3 separate regions of the Homo sapiens genome follow, and all the other regions are linked to region 1. The links are chromatin loops, found by intact Hi-C in ENCODE. Cell type or tissue: gastrocnemius medialis. All regions are shown on one strand. Each heading gives the region's core, and the rest is flanking DNA. Links, peaks and the distances in the headings are about the cores only.

Evidence for each region. A loop is a pair of places that touch in the nucleus more often than their neighbours do. Peaks named below come from ENCODE experiments on the same cell type or tissue, not always from the same donor. Only the 100,000 strongest peaks of a DNase experiment are listed, where the experiment ranks them.
Region 2: a loop joins it to region 1, with 9 times the contacts of the local background. A loop is called at or near these places in 39 of 110 quality-filtered maps.
Region 3: a loop joins it to region 1, with 9 times the contacts of the local background. A loop is called at or near these places in 93 of 110 quality-filtered maps.

What each region holds. Positions count from the first base shown.
Region 1 is chrX:8,734,958-8,741,353 of GRCh38, reverse strand. No RefSeq gene overlaps it. Among named protein-coding and RNA genes, the nearest start is that of ANOS1, 6.0 kb to the right of the region's middle. In gastrocnemius medialis, for the core only: a CTCF peak has its summit at 2,555; no DNase peak of the experiment used is centred there; H3K4me3 peaks cover 379 bases; H3K27ac peaks cover 1,088 bases.
Region 2 is chrX:8,361,482-8,367,877 of GRCh38, reverse strand. All of the region lies in intron 2 of LOC107985675 (a long non-coding RNA gene), which reads right to left. Among named protein-coding and RNA genes, the nearest start is that of VCX3B, 100 kb to the left of the region's middle. In gastrocnemius medialis, for the core only: CTCF peaks have their summits at 2,767 and 2,967 (motif pointing left); a DNase peak (open chromatin) is centred at 2,911.
Region 3 is chrX:7,993,362-7,999,757 of GRCh38, reverse strand. The region is part of intron 1 of LOC107985675 (a long non-coding RNA gene); the gene reads right to left. Among named protein-coding and RNA genes, the nearest start is that of PNPLA4, 69 kb to the right of the region's middle. In gastrocnemius medialis, for the core only: a CTCF peak has its summit at 3,158 (motif pointing left); no DNase peak of the experiment used is centred there.

The DNA of each region.
Region 1 (6,396 bases), core at 1,316-3,815:
ATGGTGGCTCACGCCTGTAATCCCAGCACTTTGGGAGGCCGAGGCGGGCAAATCACCTGAAGTCGGGAGTTCAAGACCAGCCTGGCCAACATGGAGAAACCCTTTCTCTACTAAAAAACACAAAATTAGCCGGACGTGGTGGCGCATGCCTGTAATCCCAGCTACTTGGGAGGCTGAGGCAGAAGAATCACTTGAACCCAGGAGGCGGAGGTTGCGGTGAGCCGAGATCGCACCATTGCACTCCAGCCTGGGCAAAAAGAGCGAAACTCCATCTCAAAAAAAAAAAAAAAAAAAAGGAAATCTGAGAAAATCTGTTTCCAATAGAACCATACTAATATATATATACAGTTGCATATATTTAACTTCTTCCAGCAGAAGGAATGATCCCAGATGGAAACATGGAAATATAAGAAAGAAGAAGCAATGTAAAGGATAAATAAATATTAAATCATAATGAATATTGAGTGTATAAAACAAAAATAATAAGGCTTGTAAAATTTAAATTATATAATTAGAATTAAAATGTACAAACTGACAAAGAAAAATAGAGTCTACAAATAGTCCTTGTACTTATGGAAATTTTGTGTATATATACATACAAAATTGTATCTATCTAAATTATCTATCTATCTATCTATCTATCTATCTATCTATCTATCTATCTATCTATGATGTCTTATAATCCCTTAATGTCTGAGTAGGCAGTTATGATAGTCATAACTTTAAAGTTTTTGCAGACAATGATAAAAAGTCTTTTGATTTTAAATAAACAATGAACATGTGCACCTAATCTTCTGAAAACAGAAAAGGGTTTAGATCTCTTTTCATTTCTTTCTTTGTGCATAATGCCAGGAAGCAGTAATTCACTGGGCGACATCCTACTAATATAAATGAGCTGACCATTTCTCCAATCACGCCACTGGTCTTCACTGGCTTCCTCTGTATCAGTAATTCAGGAGCATTTCTGCCTGTATGAATGCTCTCAACTGAATGCTTTTCCTAGCACCGTCCTCCTCCATATATGAAAAGCATTATGAACATTGAGATGCTGGAAATAAATTCCTCAGGGATAAATACCACCTGAACTCTCATCAATTCAGAATGGTAGCTACTAATTATTTGCAGGAGAGGAAAAAGAAAAGTGTTGAATACATATGGACACCTCCCCTTCAGTTTCTTTTTGAGCACAGAAGTTGTTACCATGTTGCTAACTACCTTAGCTATCTCAGGCAATGTCCAGAAAGACCAGGAAGAAACATTCCCATTAGGAATCGCCATTTAAACATCAAGTGAATCCCATTCACCATCTTTTTTTCTTTTCTGTTTTCTTATTATTTTAGAAAACAGGGTCTCACTTTGTTACCCAGCATGGAGTGCAGTGGTGCAATCACAGCTCACTGCAGCCTCAACCTCCCAGGCTCAGGCGATCTTACTTCAGCCTCTCTGGGACTAGGGGTGTGTGCCACTTGCCCTGATTATTTTATTTTATTTATTTATTTATTTATTTGGCAGAGACAAGGTCTTGTTATGTTGCCCAGGCTCCATTTACCATGTTTGATATTCAACTGTTGTCCATCTGTGTCCCAGTGAAACACAGATTGCTAAGAAAACAAAAGGCGAAGTGAACTCCTGGCCTTGGCACTCCATGGAACTCAAAGTCGACCTTTGATGTGCTACATAGTGCCTGAGGAGGGCTGGGCATTCAGAGTCCCAGAAACAATGAGGAGAAGAGACCAGAAGGGAGTCAGCTTTGCTCTCTGACTCTGAAACACCCAAAATTCAATCTCAGAGCGGAATATTCTCCAGTTGGTTCATGCTAGCCACTACAGAAAATCCTGGAAATAAAATATGTCTCTTTGTTTTGTTTTATTTGTGGTCCTAGGGGATGCTTTTTATTAGCTCCAGTGGATACAGAAGAGGAAACAGTTAGTTCATGCCTTAGTTACATTCAGAGGCCCTGCCCGCTTGGTCTTGGAGCAATGCAGGGCTTCCCCCAGGTTTCCAAACATGTTTATGTTCATCTCTTGGCTGTTGTCTCATCTTGTGCAGAGCGGCTGGCGAGTGTTGAAAGGTAGTTTCTGGGTCTTCTTCATGTTCTCTAAGGCAGCAGATAAAGCCTGTCAACTTTTTTTGCCCTTCTTTTCCCTGGCGTCAAATTTTATTCATATGTTCTCACATTTTACAAAATCTTAAAAAGCAAGCCATGTAGGAGCTGCAAAAAAAGTGGTTCCAAACAGATGCTTCCATAGATGTAATTCACAGTCCACCTTTGTCAGTTAATTTTGTAGGGAATATTTGGAAAGTGTTTAAAAGTTAGGAAAAAATTGTTTGAAACTGCTATACTAATCTCCCTAATTTAGGTCAGTGTGACTGTAGAGATGCAGGAACGCCTTGCAATATTGAAATCCACACTGGAAGTAATTAAGTTAGTGCTAAGTGAAAATGTGGCATGATTACCCCAGTCAGATATATGCTGTAGAGTGGACAGCTTTGTCCTAAAATTAGGTTATCTCACAGAGACGGTTCTGTGCTTTCCTTCCCGTTTTATTTAAATGGCCAGCGTGTGGCGCTGTCTCCTGTTAAAAAGCTGCTTTTGTAATTTCCAGCGGCTTCTCTCCAAATCGCTTGGTATTTATGTGGCTCAATGTCAATTTCAAAAGGCTTGAAAACATCAGAGAACAAAAACCCACTTAATACTTTCAACAGAATAGAGTTTCAGTAATTCTGAAGAGCACTTGTAGATTTATTTTCATGTTTAAACATGAAATTCAGAATAAACATGATCATTTATTTGAGCTTTGTTTAAAAAAACTGCTTCAAAAAAGTCTCATTTTACAAAATTTTAAGTACAAATTTTACTGAAAAGAACATTATGCTCTTCACATGAAAAATAGGCCACTCGAAAGTGAGAAATGTCATTTTTAATTAAAGTTATATCATTTAAGACTTCACTAAATTCATGCTTCTATTAATTTGTTTATGCTTCTCCAAATATTTTAGGGGCAAGCCAGTAACATTTTTGTCATACATTTTTGAAATACAATAGTTATTGTTTATATTTTTAATAGCCTCCCACATTTGACTTTAAGTATTTCTAACTATTTGTATGTTTTTCAATATCTACGGCTTGTACGGAGAATTTGACATGAGAGCCCTAAGTATTTATGGTTGCTTATAATAGTGTTGGTAATGTTAGAAGTAGGGTAAAATTAGCTAACTGCCTTGTCACTGGGGCAAGCGTTCATTTTACGGGCGTCAAGCAGCCTGTGAAACCACTGGGTTTCAAAAACCCACCCTCCTTGCTGGGTGCAGCATCTGTTCTGCTGTGTAAGACACCAGAATCAACAGAGGCCATCACATGTGCTAGAGAGACCGATTCATGGTGGGGCTCCGGGAGGGAAAGTGCACCCACAGCCGAACATCACCATTGCACATCACCATTCCCATCGCCAGACAATTGCTCTTGACACATGAAAATACGTCCTCTGACATACTTTATTTATTTATTTTTATTTTATTTTATTTTGAGACGGAGTCTCGATCTGTCACCAGGCTGGAGTGCAGTGGCGCGATCTCGGCTCACTGCAGTCTTCGCCTCCCAGGTTCAAGTGATTCCCCTGCCTCAGCCTCCCGAGGCTGGCTAATTTTTCTTTTTTTTTTAGTAGAGACGGGGTTTCACCACGTTGCCCAGGATCGTCTCGATCTCCTGACCTCGTGATCCGCCCGCCTCGGCCTCCCGAAGTGCTGGGATTACAGGCATGAGCCACCGCACCCGGCCTATTTTTTACTAATTATTTTAACTTTAGTAACGATTGCAGCCAGGAAAAATACCTTAGCAATTTCTTAGTCCAGACTCTCAGCACAAGTGTAAACAGGCAGCAAACAAATTTAACACTGATTGATGATGACATGACAATATGAAAGGGCAAAGAGACAAATTATTGAGAAGTGGTGGTAGTTAGAAATCATAGTATTTGACAATTTTTCGTATATTTTGCAAAGGAAGTTTAAATGTCATTAAAATAGTCTTTAGTGCACAAAAGTAATAGGAAACACAATTCTGAAACTTTGTAAAATCTTAGGAAACATCAAGATGACTAATAAAAGTGATCGCTTTAAACTGTATGGACTGCAACTAAATTTTTATAATCTCGTTGAAGGTGAAAAATGTGTTATATGCTAAAGTTATCCCCAAATAGGGTATCTAGCCTTGCAAGGTGATAAAAGAAAGCAGAAGACTGTAAATGGATGCGGTGGTCTTTTGTGTAAACTAGAGTGTATATTCAAAGACCCTATGCCAAAAGCAATCATTGTTATTTGTAAAATCATTAAATTGGCCATCGGGAACAGATGGGTACAGTACCATAAAGGTACACCTCATTCCTGCCTGAAACCATATTGCGAAAGATGAAAATCTGACATTTATCCATTCAGTTATTAATTGTATCCTGTGCTGTGCAGAAGAGAAATTAAGTCTGGAGGAGAAGGAAAGCGGTTAAAGAAGAGCTTTAGCGGAACTGAGCTAGCAAAGCCTGAGAACATTGCCTGAGAGGGTGGAAGTATGGGTCATGGCCAGTGAGCTTGCAGGGCACACTCCTTCATCTTGCCACTGTTGCTTTTCCTGAAGTGAACTGCAGTTTCTAAGGGAAGATGCACACTCTTGCATCATCAAATGGAGGCAACTAGAAAGGAAACTAGACCTCATCTGTGACTTTCTTCCCCTCACTTTACTTTCCCCTGAGAACCAAAACCAGGGACGATGTCGTTTTGTTCATGACTCCTAAATGCTGTCATATTTAAGTATTTGTTCTCCAAGTTTTGAGTGAGTTCTCATTTTGCTTTTCCAAGAGAGGCATGTCAGATAAAGATTATATTTGCTACCTTCAAACTTTATCCTTATCCAGTGTAGCTGAAAGCCCTTTAAAAAGGCAAGTTGCTTTCTGAAAAAAACAATGAGTCTAAGAGAGTCTTAGCTAAATGTACTGGAAAAATATGTCCATTTGATTGTTAAGAAATAGACTAGTATGTCCAATCCATATAAACACACATCTAAAAAAAGATACTTTAAACAACAGTAAATCATAGATGCTATTTAAATAAAATTTTTTGTACCATTTTTAATGGTTATGTACTTTTTTTTATTTGTTTGTTTTGTTTTTTGTTTTGAGACAGGGTCTGGCCCTGTCACTGAGGCTGGAACTCAACGGCATGATCTGGGTGCACTGCAGCCTCGACCTCCTGGGCTCAAGCAGTCCTCCCACCTAGGTTTCCTGAGTAGCTGGGACCACAGATGTTTACCACCTACCACCATTCCTGGCTAATTTTTGTACTTTTTGTAGAGATGGGGTTTCACCGTGTTGCCCGGGCTGGTCTCAAACTCCTGAGCTCAAGTGATCCTCCTGCCTTGGCCTCCCAAAGTGCTGGGATCATAGGCATGAGCCACCGAGTCGGGCTTCAGATGTACTTTTAAAATCAATTATCCCTCAAAGTGTAGTCCCTGGTTGAATTTGTATAGAATCACTTGGGGTATTATTTAAAAGCTGACATTTCAACCCTCCACCCCGGATATACTGACTCAGAATCTCTCAATTTAGGGCCCTGGAGTCTATGTTTAGTAAAGATTTCAGGTGTTTCTCATTCTCTGCAGAAAAACAGGAAAAAAAAAAAGAAAGAAAAGAAAAACCAATAATTAAAATACAAGGAAAATAATAATTTTTGGAAACTGTGAAAGAGGGCTTTATTTTGTGTGATTTCTCCAGAACCTGACCAAGACAACCACACATTTTGGTCTATCTTTGTTCATGTAGATATAAATAAGAGATAATTAAGGTGCTTTTCTACTCTCTTTGTTAAATGTGTGTTTGTCTATTTAAGTCAAACCAAAGTCAATGTGAAGTTAAATTCTTCTCTAGACAAATTCGGATCATGGGGGTCAAGGAGATTTGGAGAAAGACATACTAAGTACCGTCTTACTAGCTGCACCCGAGGGTCCTACCCCTTTATCCATCATTTCCTCAGCATACTCTTAGGGTTCTCCTCCCCTGTGGTTGGCTTTCATGAACTTAGATTGTGGCTTACCTGGTAATGTCAAAAGTCAGAGAACTTCCATGTTTCAGTTTGCAAGGTGAGCTGCATAATAAGTTGGGCATACATGGGCAGAATGAAAACAAAACAAAACAAAAAAACACCGAAATTTGACTGTTATTCTGACTTTACTAGAATGCTTTCCTTTTAAAAGTTACTTTAAGCTGCAATTAAAGTAAATAATATGAGAAAGGCCTGCGTAATCACAGAGGATGTCTGTGATTATTCTAAAGGAAGAAAGCAATATAACTGCAAATATTATTTTAACATATTTATAATAAGGTGGCTCTATATGTTTAAAACCAAGTTTTC
Region 2 (6,396 bases), core at 1,811-4,310, 370 kb after region 1:
GATGTTAGATATTTTGCTTGGCTTACTTTTTTTAGTTACAAATTTTTATGTAGGTAATATCTGCATTTAAATCTTGGCTTTTTTTTTTTATTGTGTAGGGCCAAATTCTCTGAAATAGAATTGCTAAGTCCAAACCAAATATTTGTTTGCACTTGAGGCATATCTTCATGCTGTCTTCCAGAAATGTGCAGCCTCCGAGAATGCCTTCTTCACTGCTGTTCTGTTGGTGTCATTTTAGAGCTGTTGATCTAGACCTCTCTCCTAAAATAATAATGCTGTTGGAATCAAAAGACAAAATATAGAAATTATAGGTCTCTTTCATTTTCTGTTTATACAAAGATGGGTTGATGACATCATTTGGCAATGGAGATCTGGGGAAAAAAAACCAGATAAATAGGTGCAAGCATGATGCTTTTAGATACTCTTCAGTGAGTATCTATAAAAGTTCTTCCCTGAATGGAAATTTGTCTCCAAAATAGGGTTCCTGTGTCTCTTCCTCTATCACGTTGCAACCTTTCCAAGGACTATTTTTGCTTAAACAATATATTCAAACATCGGAGACCATACTGTTAGAATCATAATTATTTAAAATGTACATATACTGGACTAACCAGTTATATATGCACTGTCTTTTTTATGTGTCATAAAACCAAAGTCCCATACATTCATAAAGTAGTGTACCCTATGCTGAAGCCCCTGTATTGTTAAATATACATATTGAAGCCCAAAAGGCTCAAAGAATTGACATCATACTTTAATATCACAGACTAACGTGGCTCTTCATGGAACCGGAGATATCAGTGGATTGAGTAGTTTCCACCACCACAAAACCTCATATGTCTTCATATCTGGACTTGGTGTCTGATACTTAAACCAGCTAAAAATTCTGCAAGATTTAACAAACAGCTTCCAAAGTGTTTTTTTTTTAATCCGTGATGTTTGCTAACTCATTCTAATCACCTTGAAGGTATGTACTTTACTCAGTGGAATCTCAAATGAGGTGCTAGGAGGTGGCTTGTGATCTGAACACTTTAGGAAGAGCTAACTTAATCACGAAAGTTTCTAAGTTTTTCTTTTTCAGCCCAACTTTTCTTTCATCCTGTCTTGTTTAAAAGATTTCACTTTCTTTAGACTGATGAGGATGGTGATTCAAGCCAAGAAAGTGTGGGTGGGAATTCAAAGCCTTGCTTTGTAACTAGAATGCAAATGCTATTCTAACATAATTTGAACCTGATTGAGCTGCCCAAATTTCAACCATCCTGGAGCAAAACACAGGAAATCTGTACCACAGCCAGAAAGATTCCCTGAATTCCAAACGGAAACAGAGCATTTCTCCATTTCTTGGAGTTGTACTGGGCCCAAATGTGTAGCCTAGAAAATAATGGTTAAATGTTGTTTTTGGACCAACTGTTGAGTTAGTTTTAAAGTTTCTACCAGAAAAAAAATAAAGAGAAAATTACCTACACATAAAAAGTTCCAAAATCAAATTGTCTTTTTGGCTTAACATTTTCTTCACATTATTTTACTGAAGTTTGTATTAACTTTTTCTTGAAATGAAATGTTCTATGGCTTTTGTTCCAAAAACTGTGAGTTTCCTTTCATTTACCCTGCTGTCACAGCATCCAAGAAAGAACATGTTACCATGATTGCAGCCCAGAAAGAACTGGTCCCTTAACTTTTGATAAGAACAAGAACAAAATAATAGACATCACTTTCCTATTTCTTCTTGAGTACTGGACACAATTCTGATTTTTTTTTTTTTAACTCAACCTTCATTTTTGGCTTCAATAACTTGAATTTGTAGTATAAAATATACTAGAATGGCTATAATCATAAAAGATAGAACATAATAAGTGTTGATGTGGATGTAGACAAATTGGAACCTTCACACATTGCTAATGGGAAGGACAAATGGTGCAGCCACTTTGGAAAATAGTTTGGCAGTTTCTTACAAAGTTAAAGACAAATGTACCAAGTGCTCCAGCAATTCAACTCCTACGTAGCTACCCTGGAGAAATAAAACATATGACTTGCACATAAATGTTCATAGCAGCATTATTGCTAAGAGCCAAACAAATGGAAACAACCCAAATGACCATCAGTTGACGCATGGATGAACAATATGTGGTATACCTATACAATGAAATACTGTGGAAGTTTGAGTCCAGGCAAAAGACAAACCATGCAGTGGGATTAAATAGGGAGAGTTTAATGTGAAGAATTATGAAGAGTTATAAAAGAGTAACTATAAGACATGCATGCATAGACTCGCCGGGCGTGGTGGCTCACGCCTGTAATCCCAGCACTTTGGGAGGCCGAGGCGGGCGGATCACGAGGTCAGGAGAGCGAGACCATCCTGGCTAACACAGTGAAACCCCACCTCTACTGAAAAATACAAAAAATTAGCAGGGCATGGTGGCGGACGCCTGTAGTCCCAGCTACTCGGGAGGCTGAGGCAGGAGAATGGGATGAACCCGGGAGGTGGAGTGGAGACTGCGCCACTGCACTCCAGCCTGGGCGACAGAGCGAGACTCCGTCTCAAACAAACAAAAAAAAAGAGTGGAGATGTTTGGAGATTTGGCCAGGCCAGAGTTGGTCTTGAGTTGCTGGGCAGACTGTGGGCCACATTCTAGAGTGCAGGTGAGAGGGCAGGTGATCGGCAACCACTGTGTTAGGGAGTCTGTGCATTGGAGTGGACAGAAGGTTCAAAGGGACACAGCCATGTGGGAAGTTTGAAGAAGGACAACAGCTTGATGTGTCAGACTCGGAAGGGAACTCTGGTTTCTCAGCTGAGAAAGCTGGGGAAATAATATTGCCAGGCTTAGGTGTCAGAGTTGCTGAAAGGCTGCAACCTGGGCCTATGGCTGGAAGAGGTGCCACCAGATGTCATAACCGCACTTCCGATCTCGCCCCCTGAGCCGAAAATTGCAGCCTTTCTTTTGCACTATCTCTCCAGCACCCTCTGCTGGGGAAGCTTAACGTGGTGCTCACGTTAAAGGAGCAGAGCTTCAATGGATCCCCTTGTTTATCTGAAAATATATTAAGGGGTGCATGGGGAGCTGATATCAATGTGTTATCAACACATTGATAACAGAAAAATTCTATCCAGCAATTTATAAAAAAGGAAAAAAGTATTGGCACCTCCTACAACATGGATGAAACCAAAGCATGATCCTGAGCAAAAGAAGCCGGTCACATAAAACCACATCCTGTAGGATCCGATTTATGCAAAATGTCCAGAATAAGCAAATGCATGAAGGCAGAGAGGAGACGAGTGTTTGCCAGGGGCTGGAGGGGAAAGAATATGGTGTGAGTAATAAAGGGTGCAGGGTTTCTTTTTGGCGTGATGAAAACACTTCAAAAGTAGATTACGGTGAAGGTTGCACAACTCTGTACATACACTGAAAAAACATTGAAATGTACTCTTCAAAGGGGTAAATTTGATGGTATATAAATTACATCTTGATAAAGCTACTGGACGAATTCACTATGTAAAAGTTTTTATTTTTAAATATTTATTTTTAGTTTTGCAGATTTGAGGGTACAAGTGCAATTTTGTTACATTGATATATTGTGTGGTGGTAAAGTCTGGGCTTTTACTGTAACCATCATCCAAATAGTGTACATTGTACCAAATAGGTAGAATTTCATCCTTTAACCCTTTTCCTACCCTCCCTTTGGAGTCTCCAACGTCTATTATTTCATTTTGTATGTCCGTGTGCACCATTATTTAGCTCCCACTTGTGAGAACGTGCAGCATTTGACTTTTTTGAGTCATTTCACTTGGGAAAATGGCCTCCAATTCCATCCCTGTTGCTGCAAAATATATAATTCCATTCATTTTTATGGCTGAGCAGTATTCCATGGTGTCTGTGTACTACATTTTCTTTATCCAATCATCTGTTAAAGGGCAGGTAGGTTGATTCTGTGACTTTGCTATTGTGAATAGTGCTGCAATAAACATATGAGTGCAGATGTCTTTTTATATAATGATTTATTTTGGGTAGATACCCAGTAGTGGGATTGCTGGGTCAAATGGTAGTTTTATTGTTAGCTCTTTGAGAAATCTCCATACTATTTTCCATACAGGTTGTATTAATTTACATTCCCACCACTAGTGTATAAGTGTTCCCTTTTCTCTGCACCCACACCAACATCTGCTGTTTCTTTACTTTTTAATAATAGCCATTCTGACTGGTGTAAGATGGTATTTCATTGTAGTTTTAATTTGCACTTCTCTGATGATTAGTGATGCTGAGCCTTTTGAAAAAAAAAAAAACTTTTTATGAGACGCCACTGTGTTTGAATTGACCATGTTGTGTTGCTCTTAACCCAAAGAAGAGAGGAGTTGGTAGCATCGAGAAAAATCATTTAGTTAGTGTTCAGAATTTTGTGTCAGCTAGACTTGGATAATTATAATAGTTTTAGAAGTCATGATGACTCTACATTTATTTGCTTGCAATGTGACTAAATTCTAATTTTATTTCTGTTCTTTTTTTTTTTTTTTTTTTTTTTTTGCTGTTACCTCTTTTTAATAGTTAGATATTTATATGGTACAAATCTCCGGACTCAACATATTAATTTCCATTAAGTCATCTTTCCTATTCTGGATCTTTTCTCCCTAGCTTAATAGTACACACTGAAAATAGGAGAAATCTAAATCTGTAACTCGTTTTGAGAGTGTTCCTGAAGTAAAAGGGTTGGCACGTGGAGTGACAACAGTAAAAGGCCAGTCTCCTGCCTTTTATCCATCCTTTTTCACTTAGGTGTGAGCTTAATCTTTCCAACATATCCTATTTACAGGCAGAAGAAAGGCTTTACATTGACTGACAACTGCAAAGGGCCATGTTAGACTAGGAGAAGGGAGGTTCGCTGTAATTAATAAAAACTGACCCACAGGAGTGACTGTTTGGTCCAATTCCATCCTGCAACAAACCCAAATCCAATCAGATGCACATGTTCTGGTGTGTGCAGTCTAAATTTTGCAGCAGTGTGACCTGATATGCAGATAAAGAGGACAGGGACAGATAGACCATGCATCACACCTGCTATATATTATTGGATTCTTATATTTATCAATATTAAACCTCTGTTTTGCCACACAAAATTGAATGTGATGTGTTTCTAATTCCCATAATAGATTTCTTCATTTCCATTTTGCAGGAGTAGCTTATTAAGGCTGGCTAGGCTGCCCGTAACCATGTGAAGTACTTCTGTTTGGTCTTTTAATCACTGCAGACATGGGATGCTGATTTTGTGAATAAAGAGCACAAAATGAATGGGGGTAAGATGTTAATGGGTCAAAAATCCATTTCCCTATTATGAACCAAGGTGAGAGGAGAATTACTAGCATGGCACTTCATTTAGAAGGCCATCTGCTGTGCATTGTGCCTGGGAAAGAAGGATGTTGCTGAAGTCACCAGGTCTGTCCTGGGTCAGAACTCATGTCCAGAGGTCACCTCTTGGAGCACAGTAGACTCATTTTATTTCCACTCTCTCCTCTGCCTCTGCAGCCAGCAAAACATCTTATTCTTTGAAATTCGCCAAGAGAAGGGAGAAAATAAAGAGACTTGGATCCATAGTCATCCTTCCATTTCTAAGCTGAAGAAGAATAGGGAGGGTTTTGTCTATGTCTTGGGCAATTAGATTAGCAACCTTGGAATGTGAGCATGGAATCTTTGTTCAGAGGGCTAAAATTCAGACATAGAGTAAGAAAAACTGAGATTTGAGAAAGACTTGTAGAAAGATTGTCCTGATGCAAAGAAGATGATATGAGAAGATACCTGGAAACTCAGATACACAGGGTGCAAAGCTTATGACTCAAGTAAAAGACAAATACCCTGCTGGCCTGACTAGGCTTTAGAAAAACAGAGGGATGCTCATTATCGATTAAGAACAAACCCAGAGTAGACTGAGAAGGAAGCAGACATATAACTTACCTGTTATTTTAGCACCAGAAAATCAGGACTCATGAAAAGTGGAGAGGTCTTTCCCTTTTCTTTTCTTTCCAAGTCTACCTAAATAGACTATGCAAACGCTGCTCTCTCAGTGCCTCTTGCCCATCCAGTAAACACTTCATGTGGATGTAGTGCTGGGCCCTTTTTGGTTACTGTGACATCTACTCCACATATATATTTGTTATTTAACACAGGCCTTCTAAAGATACAACTTCTTTACCCAGTTGCTTGACTTGGGGTGGAAACATCATGTACAAGACGGACCGTGGAAAAGATATTTTGAAGCAGATGGACCTCTTTAAAAGACTAATTTTAGATAGATTCAGAAAAATGCAAATATGTCATTTCATTTGACCATAGTATTAGCATCATATTTAACATTTCAGTCTGGACCATCTGGGGCTGATTCTTATCTTTAGAAATTTTATGGGAGCTATTT
Region 3 (6,396 bases), core at 2,155-4,654, 740 kb after region 1:
ATTCAGGCTCATCCTGATTCAATAGGTTGTGCCTGAGCATTAGAAATTTGTGCTTTTAGAAGAGCTCTGGTTGCTTCTAACTTAGGTAACTGGGGCAGGATGAGTGACTGCATGGTCAGTCTCTCTGCTGCATCAGCATTTACAAGAAATCCAACAATGACACAGCATGGGTGAAGGGATAGCTTTCATTGGAGACTGGGGTACATTCAAAAGCCAAGGTCAATGAGAGAAGAGAAACCACTGTTTCTGTCCATCCTCATCCTTCAGAGAGGTGTGCAGAGGACAGCATGGCTGGACACACCATGAGGGTCTAGGCTGGACACCCGGCCACCTGATTGCTCTCCTTTGTGTATAGGACAAGCATGTGGGCAACCTTATCAGTGAAATGACACACAAACTTCTTGGCTGTCTGGTCACCTGGAACTGGTCAGCAGCCATTTATAGCTGCTGGGCACCTAGAGACTCTGGAACCCAAGGGGTTGTTACAGGCCCTCCTGTCATGGGCAGCTGAGTTTGCATGCAGCTCCCTGCTAGAGGGTAGCGGAAGAAGTCCCCTGGTTCCAGGTGGCCCAGGGTCAATGCAATCTAGAGAGGGCAGTCAGAGTCATGTTAAAAACTTAGCTCACTGCACCTCAGCCATATGCAGACCATGCTTTCAGAAGTGTCTTCACAGACTATTACATAATCTCTAATCTTTTGGATTTCTTTGATAGGCTTTTTTTTTTCCATCTGCTGTCCTGGAAAAAAAAAATTATGGAAGGTCCTATTTTAGTCAGTAGGTCTGCTATAAGAAAATACTGTAGCCTGGGTGGCTTGTAAACAAAAGACATTTATTGCTCACAGTTCTGGAGGCTGGAAGTCCAAGATCGAGACTTGGCAGATTCAGTGTTTGGTGAGTACCTACTTCCTGGTTCATTGACAGCACCTTCTTGCTGTGTCCTCACATGGTGGAAGGGGCAAGGGAACTCTCTGGGATCTCTTATATGAGGGCACTAATCCCATTCATGAGGGCCCCACCCTTATACCTAATCAACCCTCAAAGGCCTCACCTCTTGAAACCATCATACTGGGAATAAGGATTTCAACACAGAAATTTTAGAAGACATAAACATTCAGACTATAACAGTGCTTTATTTCTGAGACTCTATTTCCTTTCTAATCCTTAACCCATGCCCCACTTCCCACTTCATGCTACATGGTTCTAGAAGTTCACATTATTAGAGTCTGAAATGAAGCACTCACATATGGCTATTAGTTTGATTTTTTTTTTCCATTTCTGGGTCAATGAAGGCCTTTTTGTGGGTCCATAAAGATATAGTCAAGAAGGTATATGAGGTACACTTCCTTCTTGCATGTTATAAATGAGGGTGGGTTGATCCCTTCCAAAGCCTCTACATGGAAATGATTTAGAAAATGACAGGCGTGGCTGTTGAGTATTTGCCTTTATAAGCCAGAGGGCACTGAATGCAAATTGAAAAAGCATAAATTGATTAAAGTAGAGCTAGTATTTCTAGAGGAATTTTAAAGGTGTTTCCCTACGAGGTCTTCATGCAGTGCAAATAGGTGCTCCAATGTTTGCTCCCAACCAATATTAATTCACAACCAAACAGGAAGCAGTGCAAGCACAAACTTTTGTTGCTTGGCAGGATTTGTCTCCATCTCAACAGTAAGTGGAACCTGGAGTCTTATTTCAAGTTGTTGTATACCTTATAGAATCTGTTGCATATCTAGAAAATATTGATACAAGTGTCTGAATATTCATTTGGCAAGCTATTGAGTTTTATTATAGAGTGTGGGCTTCATTATCCTCAACATTTTGTTGTATTTGTAAAGCTAGATTTTATAGAATGCTCTTTAAATTATTATAGAGAGAGGTACCTGAAAAGATGAACCTTCTCAATAATGGGGGGCAAGATTCTAATGCTCAGAAGAGTCAAACCAAGTCACAAGTACCCTTAAAAGACTGAGTTTTAAATGAGGTTCAGGAGGCATGCTATACATTAAATTCATCGAGTCTGTATCTTGAAATAAATTGCAGAAGAGGATTGGGAGGGTAAGTTAAACACTTTAAAAGTGGCCTCGACACATGAAGTATTTTTGTGATGTATGTTGAGTGAGGAAAGAACAAGCTACCCAGCACAAAGGCTTGGGTGCTCAGAATGAAGGCTGGAGTCAGGAAAGAAGAAGCCACCCAGCACAAAGGCTTGGGTGCTCAGAATGAAGGCTGGAGGGCATAGAGGAAGCCTTGTGTTGACACAGTTGTAAAAAGGCAACAGAGCACTAGCACCAGGCCATTAGATGCCTGCTTCTCAGGCTGCTTTTTGTTGAAAGTGCACATTACACACCCTTGCATGGATCCAGTGAATTAAGACATTGAGAAACAATTGAAAAGAGTCAATAAAATGAAGGCTTTCCCTGAGTTTATGGAATCTCTCAACTCTTAAGAACTCATTCTCCCTACTTTAATTGAACAGGAAAAGTCATTTTTGAATACGAATGTCAACAGAGGAGACAGAAAGTAACAAGCATTATTTTTCTGTTTGAAGTGAATAGTCTATTTGGCAACAATATTTCCACCTTGGTTCTTCCAAGAGGACAGGGGCCAAGGTATCAGGCATAGAGTTAAGCTCCTAAATCCTGTGAGGTGCTACAAAGTGAACCATTTGCCAAGGAATTTCCTCTTATCTAACTCAAGAAAAGCCCCAGTGCCTGTCCAAAGAGAAGGACTGGGGTGCTTCTGACACACCCACAGGGTGACCAAGTATGTGTGGTCAGGTATCACTCAAGGGTCTTTACCTAGAAAGGAAGAATTTAGCTGCATTCAGGATGATTCAGGATTTTTTGGTTTGGTGAAAATTAATAATAATGATAAATATATAAACTCCAGAAATCTAAGATATTATTTCACTAACTGAATACCTTTAAAAAATACTAAAAATAACAATCTAATGTTCAATAGTAAAAGTTAAATATCCATATTTGAATAAAGGACAAGAACAGTTGTTAATAGATATTACCACAAACAAAAAAGTTCATTTTTATACTATAGAAAATGTATGTTTAAACATTAGGTCAAGAAGGCTAGTATTGAATTTTTAACAGGGCAGTTCATAGATTGGTCTTTTTTATTGTCGGACAGTGCCACCTGCAGGAACAACTCAGGTTCTTCACTTCAGAGTGAAGGTTTTCAGCAATCTAATTTTCTTGTGTTCAGTTTGGTTATTTTTTAAGGTAATAGGCAGGTGAGAAGTCTGTTAGGCTATTTCATGTTGAAATCATATTACATTTGCAACACTTATTCAGGTGACACGTAATGTGCAAAAATAAATCTTTAGTTTCTTCTTAAGAAAATACTAAACCACATTATTAAAAATTCCTCCAAGGAAACTGTGACATTAGTGCAAAACTTACAATTATATGTATATACAAAACTTACAATGATATGTATATATAACACTTATATGTATATATAATCCATTTTACCTGGTTTTGGGTCTCATAAGAATAATAAATAATTTCTATTTCAGGAACTCTACAATGAATATGTAGACCGATTTATTGATTCATTTGTTTCTATTTTATTGTTAAATTGATTTAATCTTATCACAAATGAACATACCATTTTTACCCTCTTAACCATCTTTAAGTATACAGTTCAGGCCAGATGTGGTGGCTCACGCCTGTAATCCCAGCCTTTGGGAGGTGGAGGCGGGCAGATCACAAGGTCAGGAAATTGAGACCATCCTGGCCAACACTGTGAAACCCCGCCTCTACCAAAAATACAAAAAATTAGCGAGACTCTGTCTCAAAAAAAAAAAGTATACAGTTCAGTATTTAGCATATTCATATTGTTGTAAATCCAATTTCTACAACTTTTTCATCTTGCAAAAATGAAACTGTGTACCCGTTAAACAATTCCAAATTTCCCCTGCCCCACACCCTAGTAGCCCCCTAGGGTGCCACTTTCTGTTTCTAGGAGTTTGCCCACTCGAGATACCACATATAAATAAAATTATACAGTGTATGCCTTTTAAAAAATTGACAATATAAACTTTGAAAATCACTCAAGGTATTTATTCTTGCAGATACTGAAATGGATCCTGGAGGAAGGTATTTATTATGGATCAACACATGTGAAAAGGAGGAGATGGAAATAGGATGAGGTACAGGGAAAAGATGAGCTGCAATGCAGCCTTGAACCACAGGAGCTAGGGAGCAAATGTCTGTTAGTGTTGTCCTATGCTGGATTCAAATGACTGGGCTTTACATCCCTACATGATGCCTTCTTTGGAAGTGGGTCACCCAGGGAAACACGTGTCTCTCTGCAGCCAAAGGAACCCGAAAGGATCTGCCGCCTAACCATATACCTGCGGCTGGCCAGCAAGACCATCTTTTTTTGTGACGGAGTCTTGCTCTGTCACCCAGGCTGGAGTGCAGTGGTGCGATCTCGGCTAACTGCAACCTCTGCCTCCCAGGTTCAAGCGATTCTCCTGCCTCAGCCTCCTATGTAGCTGGGATTACAGGCATGCACCACCACGCCTGGTTAATTTTTGTATTTTTAGAAGAGACGGGGTTTCACCATGTTGGTCAGGCTAGTCTCAAACTCCTAACCTCGTGATCCACCTGCCTGGGCCTCCCAAAGTGCTGGGATTACAGGCGTAAGCCACAGCGTCCGGCCTAGACCATCCTTGAAGGATGATCTGGGTGGCATGTCATGAGTCCGCCACACTCCATCCGAGGCACCCATCTCTGTTTGGGGAACACTTCTCTTCAGGATCCCAGCAGGCTTCTCCTTCTAGGGGAAAGCTCAGTACAAACAGGTTAAGAGAAAAACCTGAAGCCCCAGTGCAACATCTCATCTCAGGATCACAACAGACATTCATCTCCTGTCTCCTCTCAAAATGCTTCTAGATCCCATACCCTTGGCTACCATTTCTGCTGGTCGTGACTTGAAGCAACAGAAGTCCTCACTCCTGGGGGTCACTGAGCTCAGGCACTATGTTCTTTGAAATCCAGGGTCGTTGTCCCTGTTCATTTTGGTCACAGTAAATCCTGAGGTGACACCCTTCTTCCTCCCTGCTCCATTGTGTAACAGCATCATGATCTCTTCTAATAATGAAGGTCAAGATGGCAACACTTCTACTTGCGTATTGGAAACAATGAGCCTGAAGTGCCCAAGCAGCCTCTGTTGCTTATAAAATTAACAGGGTTCTTTCCTATCCCCTGGCAAATATATGCTGCCTTTGGGGGACTAGTAGTACCTCTAATTCTGCAGAACTAAGAGTTGCAAGGACAGGAAGCACAAGGTCCCTCAGTGGGTCACTGGGAACAATGGTGAGTGGGGACCTTTCTACTTTTATCTCTTCGCTTCATGACCCATGTAATCTTCTCACTGGAGACGTGGTGCCATATTCAATCTTTGAATGTATAGACCACACACTGAAGGAGAGCATCCTACCTTCACAGGCAGCCTGACAACTGTCTAGTCAGTCATTCATTTATCTTGTCCTTTGACACTTGTGTATTGTCCAGTCTTTATCTGATACGTAGCCAGTGTTTAGCTTCTTATTCCTGAGCTCGCCTGCTCTCAGATTCCTGCCCTGATATTGTTTTCCATTTTTGCTCACAGAGTCAGGGTCACTGTGTGAAGTTGTGCAATTGTGCACTGCCCAATACCAGGGGTGTGCTTTGTGCAGGATTCCTCTGTATGAACAGTTCCTCTAGGAGTGACGCCATTCTTACTGGTTGCAGTATGATGACGCCATCCCCAGTGAACAATATTTCTAAGTCAATAACAGTAGTTCAGAGATGCCTTTTCATATTGAGAAGCTGGTGTTTGGAGAGAGACAAATGAATCTTATTAGTGATTTTTATCAGGACAAATCATTATCTAATATTTGGCTACTGGAAATGCAACACAACTTATATATTATATTTGCATATAACTAAAGAAACTCTATCACCTTTCATTATCACTACCCCTATTGCCATCAATAAAGAAATCAATATGCCACTAGTGTAAAACAGAGATTTTTTCTGAGGGTACATTCTGTGGGAGTGATAAGCATGTATTCTAACAGAAAAGATGGAAAGCTGCCTCTTTTAAGTTTTATAGTTTTCATTTCCTATGCTTTTTATCTCTGATGGTCTGTAAACGTCATAAAACCTTTTAAGAAATTTGAAATATCAAGGTGTGTTCCCTGAGAAAGATGTAATTATGGATGTGCACATATAGTTTCCGAGTGTTTACAGCCTCCCTAATGTCTATCCATAGGTTCTGGGAGATTCCATGGGTCCTGGAATTTGGTAGCCAGGGTGATATATAACAGACACCGAATTTGGAGTCAGAAGGCTTGGTGATAATCTTGTTCTACAATTTACTAACTGCATGACCTT